Linked DNA regions of Homo sapiens: region 2 is linked to region 1. A link is a contact called in ENCODE Hi-C or POLR2A ChIA-PET data. All regions are on one chromosome and are shown on one strand. The core of a region is the stretch at or near the end of the contact, and the rest is flanking DNA. Distances in the headings are between cores, read along the strand shown. Region 1 overlaps CPED1 (cadherin like and PC-esterase domain containing 1). Region 2 has its middle 26 kb from the start of WNT16.

The links. A loop is a pair of places that touch in the nucleus more often than their neighbours do. ChIA-PET counts read pairs that join two places held with the same protein, here RNA polymerase II (POLR2A). Pooled maps may share reads with other maps.
Region 2: a loop to region 1 is called in a pooled map, with 4 times the contacts of the local background. The contact joins two enhancer-like sites. A Hi-C loop is called at or near these places in 1 of 168 maps with a recorded cell type or tissue (HCT116), 8 of 37 single-sample maps with no recorded cell type and 5 of 50 pooled maps. POLR2A ChIA-PET finds 5 or more read pairs at or near these places in 2 of 52 experiments (GM12878 and activated CD4-positive, alpha-beta T cell).

The regions. Positions count from the first base shown.
Region 1 is chr7:121,136,997-121,139,696 of GRCh38, forward strand. All of the region lies in intron 14 of CPED1 (cadherin like and PC-esterase domain containing 1), which reads left to right. Among named protein-coding and RNA genes, the nearest start is that of CPED1, 150 kb to the left of the region's middle. RefSeq lists an enhancer at 1,549-1,658. Within about 2 kb of position 1,400, at least 3 of the 41 ENCODE cell types and tissues checked have a DNase peak (open chromatin) inside an H3K27ac peak, as active enhancers do.
Region 2 is chr7:121,301,233-121,303,932 of GRCh38, forward strand. No RefSeq gene overlaps it. Among named protein-coding and RNA genes, the nearest start is that of WNT16, 26 kb to the right of the region's middle. RefSeq lists an enhancer at 1,101-1,170. Within about 2 kb of position 1,284, at least 4 of the 41 ENCODE cell types and tissues checked have a DNase peak (open chromatin) inside an H3K27ac peak, as active enhancers do.

The DNA.
Region 1 (2,700 bases), core at 150-2,649:
TAATGTATACCTTAAAATATATATATACGTGTGTGTATGTATATGTATACATATAGCTGTATGTATTTGGTGCTAAAAATCAACTTAGAAAATTTAGTTTTCCACAAATAAAAAATCAATTTCAGTAAAACAGTAAAGCTGAAAAAAAGTATAGATTTAGATTTAATTTATTATATTATTTATTTATTTATTATAGATAGGATTTCACTTTGTTGTCCTTGCTGGAGTGCAGTGGCACCATCATAGCTCACTGCAACCTCGACTTCCTGGGCACAAGCAATCCTCCTCCTTCATCCTCCCAAGTAGCTAGGACTATAGGCATGAGCTACTACATCTGGACAATTTATGCAATTTTGTATAGAAAGGAGGTCTTGCTACATTGCCCAGGCTGGTCTTGAGTTCCTGATCTCAAGTGGTCCTCCCGCCTCAGCCTCTCAAAGTACTGGGATTACAGAAATGAGCCACCGTGGCTGGCCTAATTTATTATTAATAGACGTCTTTGAATTTAATAAAATCTAATTTTCATCTAAAATGCAATTTAATTCATTCATGATGTTTTATCACTATTGTTAAGGTCATGGTAGGCTGAGAGGTTATAATAATATAGTTTAATAGAATTAACGTATATAGCCAATTAAAGAAAATGGCATTTTAAATAAAGTATTGCTAATAGAGAACAAAGATAGCAAGTATTACTTATGCCATTCCTTCCCTGCACTCACCATCCAATCTCCTACCCCCAGAAAAATACATGCTACTCCATTCTCCTGGAAAACTGTTGTCTAGAGTATGGTGGGAAAAGGACTAGTGAGAAAACTAGGAGCAAAATTAGAGTGAACACTTGTTGAGGGTCCACTCTGTGCCAGGCCCAAGGCAAGATGCAACATCCAGAAAGCAACTTCGCCTCTTTGGGCTTCTATTTTCTCATTTGTAAAATGAAAGGATTGCATTGGATGATCTTACTTTTTTTTCCAGTTCCCATGTAATATGGTGTAGATGATGTGAATATGTTAGATAGGCACTTTAACTTCGTTCATGTTTTTATGCTGATAAAAATTAGTCCTGCCTGGATCTTTAGTAATTAATCTTCCTGCTTTTATGGTATAAAATAAGATTTAAAAATAATGTAAGGATGCCTCAGAACAGGTGGGATTATCTTTAAGAGTCTAGGCTCTTCTCATGTTCAATATGAGTTATGATTATTCCTCAAGAGAGCAATCAAATTCTGCAGTTAAAAGAAATCCATTAAAAGCGACCAAAACTTCAAACAGCTTTCCCATATATACTTGCCAAATAGGTTAAGCAGCCTGCTACCACCGTACCTCGTGCTGGGTTCTCCGTAGATCTCAGGTAAGCTGGCCTGAGACAAGTTGAGACTGGGATGGGAAAGATGCCAAGCAAACACCAGGTGTTTTTGGCGGCAACACTGATACTTCAGTGGAAGATGATGTCAGAACTAAATCAGCTTTCAGACAGGGGTTTAGGAGATAGTGCTCACACCAGAGATGGAGACTTTCTGATGAAACCAAAAATAAGCACTTGCTGAAGAGAACGATTGCACATTTATTTCCTGTCATCTAGGGCTGTTTCAGTTTCTAAGGAGGGCAGACCCCATTGAAAACCGTGACTATTAAGTGAAAGTATAAACTGCAGGGAAATTAACTCTCAGAGAATCTTTATAAAAATATATTCTATCAAGTTAAAGCACATCTTCTATGTTTTATTTTGAAAAAAGATCTTCCTCTTTGTTATTCACTTTGCTAGTTCTGAGCAGAAAAGTGCGACTGTTTCTATTCCCTTTGTGCCTGGGTAATGGTCATTTCCAAAGCACAGCCCATAACTCAACTCCAGCTTGTTTAATGTTATATTGGGTTTGCAGCCATTTGAATCAAACCTCATGATTAATAATATCCTGTTTTTATTGTGCTTATCTCGGGGTCTTTAACGGAGAAATTTCTGGAGAAAAAACTTTGATGAAAAAAGAATGTAGTATTAATAAGTGGTTGAATTTGAATTAAAAACTGTGGTCCTTTACAGAATGACTTCTAATAAAAACAATTTCTGCCTTCATTCTTTTTTCTTTTTTATTATAAGAAAATTTCAGGGGCTGTTAGGATCGTTGAAATTATAGATGCAGTCCACCTACATCTATCAGCCAGATACTATCTTTCATTGACCATTAGGTCAAATTACAAGTAAAATTAATGAAGCAGAGAGTTTACCCAATTCAGTGAGTTATTCAACCAACATTACTAGTAGTTTATTTTTTATTAAGATTTTTTATGAAATAAAATTACAGTATATCTATTGTATTATTATTGTTCATAATTTATACCTGAATTTGTTTTTCTTCCATAGCCTGAGAAAACTATAGAGTATAGGTCAGAAATATATAGGGTTTTTTTTTTCATTTTAATTGTATTAGTCCATAATGGGAGCTATACAGAGACCTAGTCCCCAGAACTAGAATGATGCATCCATATGGGTTGGTGGTACCCATCGTCATGGATTTGGTGGTGCACCTCCACGTCCATCAAAGAAAAATAAAAATTTTGGTCTTGTTGAAGCACAAAGACTGGGCAAAATGGGCAATGCAGCTGGAGAGCAAGACAAGGAAGGGATTGTGAAATGCCTTGTTTGCCTTATTGGGAGCTTGGACTTGACTCTGGAAATGATGAGAAACCACTAAAGAATGGAAGA
Region 2 (2,700 bases), core at 34-2,533, 160 kb after region 1:
TACACCCTTAGCTCAAGTTACTCCTGCCAAGAACAGGAATTATTTCAATAGGATGGAGTTTCCAGAGCCATGCTATTGGTAAACAGCCGGAAGTCTCTCTTGGCCACCTATCCTATAAATAAATTGATACCTTCTGTGAATTATTTATGGATTCTGAGATGAGGCTGATACAGACATTGCATCTCAGATTCTTATTTCCCAGAAGAATGGACAATCACAAAGTGGGTGATTGGCTTACATGGTGTTTTTCTCTTTCCTGGGGTCATCATAAGTCTTTGAAGTACTGAGCTTCTTGAAGTCGATTTCTCTTCCAATGGAAGCATCCCTGGGAGGGATGCTTGTCAAATACAGTGAAAATAAATGCCTTCCCTTCACCACTGATCATGGACTTGTTATGCTGCCTCTGCAGACAAGAAAGTCAAAACTGTTGGGTCAAAGCCAAACCTTCCCTGGTTTGTGTCTGGGCAGAGTGTGTGTCAAATAAAAGACTTGAAAACAGGAATTCTGGATTATTTTCAAATAAAAACTCATCCATACTGTATAAATACGTGTGTGTGTGTGTGTGTGTATGTATAGATAAAATGTATGCACACACACATACACACACAATGAAATAGATAATGGAGCAGTATCAAATAATCTTATATCCATCGAATTAGTTCCTTTAAAACATTCCTTTTATTTTTTATTTATAGCAGTATGTAAAACCTTTAGTATAACAGGTTCTATATCTCTGGATGCCTTTACCAAGTGCTCGTCTGAACATGTGGGGAATGCACTTCGAGGCCTCCGCCAGGCAGTGACAGAGCAGGGAGGGACGTGTTAGGGGAGATGTTTGCTAGATGCTTTTCTTAAGAGGTGACAAGTAACCCAACTGCCAGAAATCACCAAAATAAGAAGATACTAGGAAATGTTGGACTGTGGAGTCACGAGGGCTCCAAAACTAGAGAGAACGATAAACTATAGTTTAAACTTTAAAACTACAGAGAACTCGGGGAAAGAAAGAGAGCAGGGCAACATTGTACCCTGATGAAAGTAAATGGATCAGTAAAGTTCACTTATGGGAATCACTCTCAGTAGGGACTCTGGCCACATGCCGTGCCTCTGCCCTCAGATCTCACAGGGCCTTCTCACTGGCAAATGCTGAGATGGGTGGCTGAGAGGTAAGTCATATCCCTCAGTATGACTCAGTATGACCCTCAGTATGGCTGAGGGGTAAGTCATAACCCTTAGTTATGCGGCAGCATAACTAAGTCCTGTAAACTGTGGCAGAGGTTCCGCTGGGTGGAGGACACCCAGCACGATCACAGTTCTACAGCTCATAACTTTCTTCCTCCAAATCGAATTTCTAGTTGGCCTCCACCCATTTTCGTTTCCCCTTTTTGACTTAGATGGTTTCTGTGTCCACCTCCATTATTGCATTTTCACGGTATAATTACCTACAATCATCTATTTGATTACCTTGAGCCATTCATCTTTCTACTATCCAATCTCTAATGTAGAGTAGGGGCTCAGCAAACATTGCTCTCTCTCATTCTTTTCTCTGTTCACTACTTCTTAGCTCAGATGCCATCTCCTCTAGGAATCTTTCTCTGATTCCTCATACACTGATCAAAGTATTCTTTCTTTGCATTCCTTTAGCGTTCCCTGTTTACCCCAACCCAGCCATTTTCTCTTTGTCTGTTTAAGTTTGTCCTCCCTAGAATGTAAACTCCATGCGGAAGGGACTGAGTTGTTTGTTTGATTGTGGATATGCAAAATTTTTAACTGTTTTATTGAGATAAAATTTACCTACATGAAGTTCACTCATTTAAAGTGTAAAATTAAGTAGTTTTTGGTATATTTACAGTTCTGCAGTCATCAAGATAATCTAACTTTAGAACTTTTTTATCATCCCAAAAAGAAACATAGCAGTCACTCTTCAACTTTCCCCACCTCCACTCCTCAGACTTCAGTGACCACCAATCTGCTTTTTGTTTCTATGGATTTGCCTACCTTGGATGTTTCATATAAATAAGATCACACAATATGTGGTCTTTTTGGCTGCTTTCCTTCACTTAGCATTATTATGTTTTAATCTTTGCACTCTCAGTTTAGAAACAAATTACCTGGCACAGGAAAGACACTCATGAATTTTTATAAAAAAAAAAAAAACACACAAACAAATGCACTAACAAACTCTAGCATTTTCTGGAGTTAAAAATTGTGCTCGAAATAGAAGTTATCTAAAAGGCTTTGACAACGCACTATGTTAGAAATAGTATTAATATCATCATTTCCTGATACCCTGTTTAGCAAGTACCAAATGTTTGTTCCCATTGTTTATATGTATTATTTGTAACTGTTTTATTGAGATACAATTTACCTACCATGAAGTTTACTCATTTAAAGCATAAAATTCAGTGGTTTTTAGTATATTTACAGTTGGGATTGAGGTAGAGTACGAAAGAAGTAGTTGGGGAAGATGTCAGGTACATGTGGAAGTTGTCCTCCTGGACTCAATGGGGAGGCTGCTAGAAGTTCAGGGAGCTGCTGACACCCGGTGCTGGGCCCTGAGGCTTGCAGTTTGCACAGGGCTATGGTGCTTCAGGCCTGCTCTTTGCTGTACCCCTATACCTCGCTCATCTCAGAAGAAGCAGATGTTCTTTCCACCCTGCCCCTAGCAAAACTGGAAAGGATTTGATGAAGTTATGCCCATGT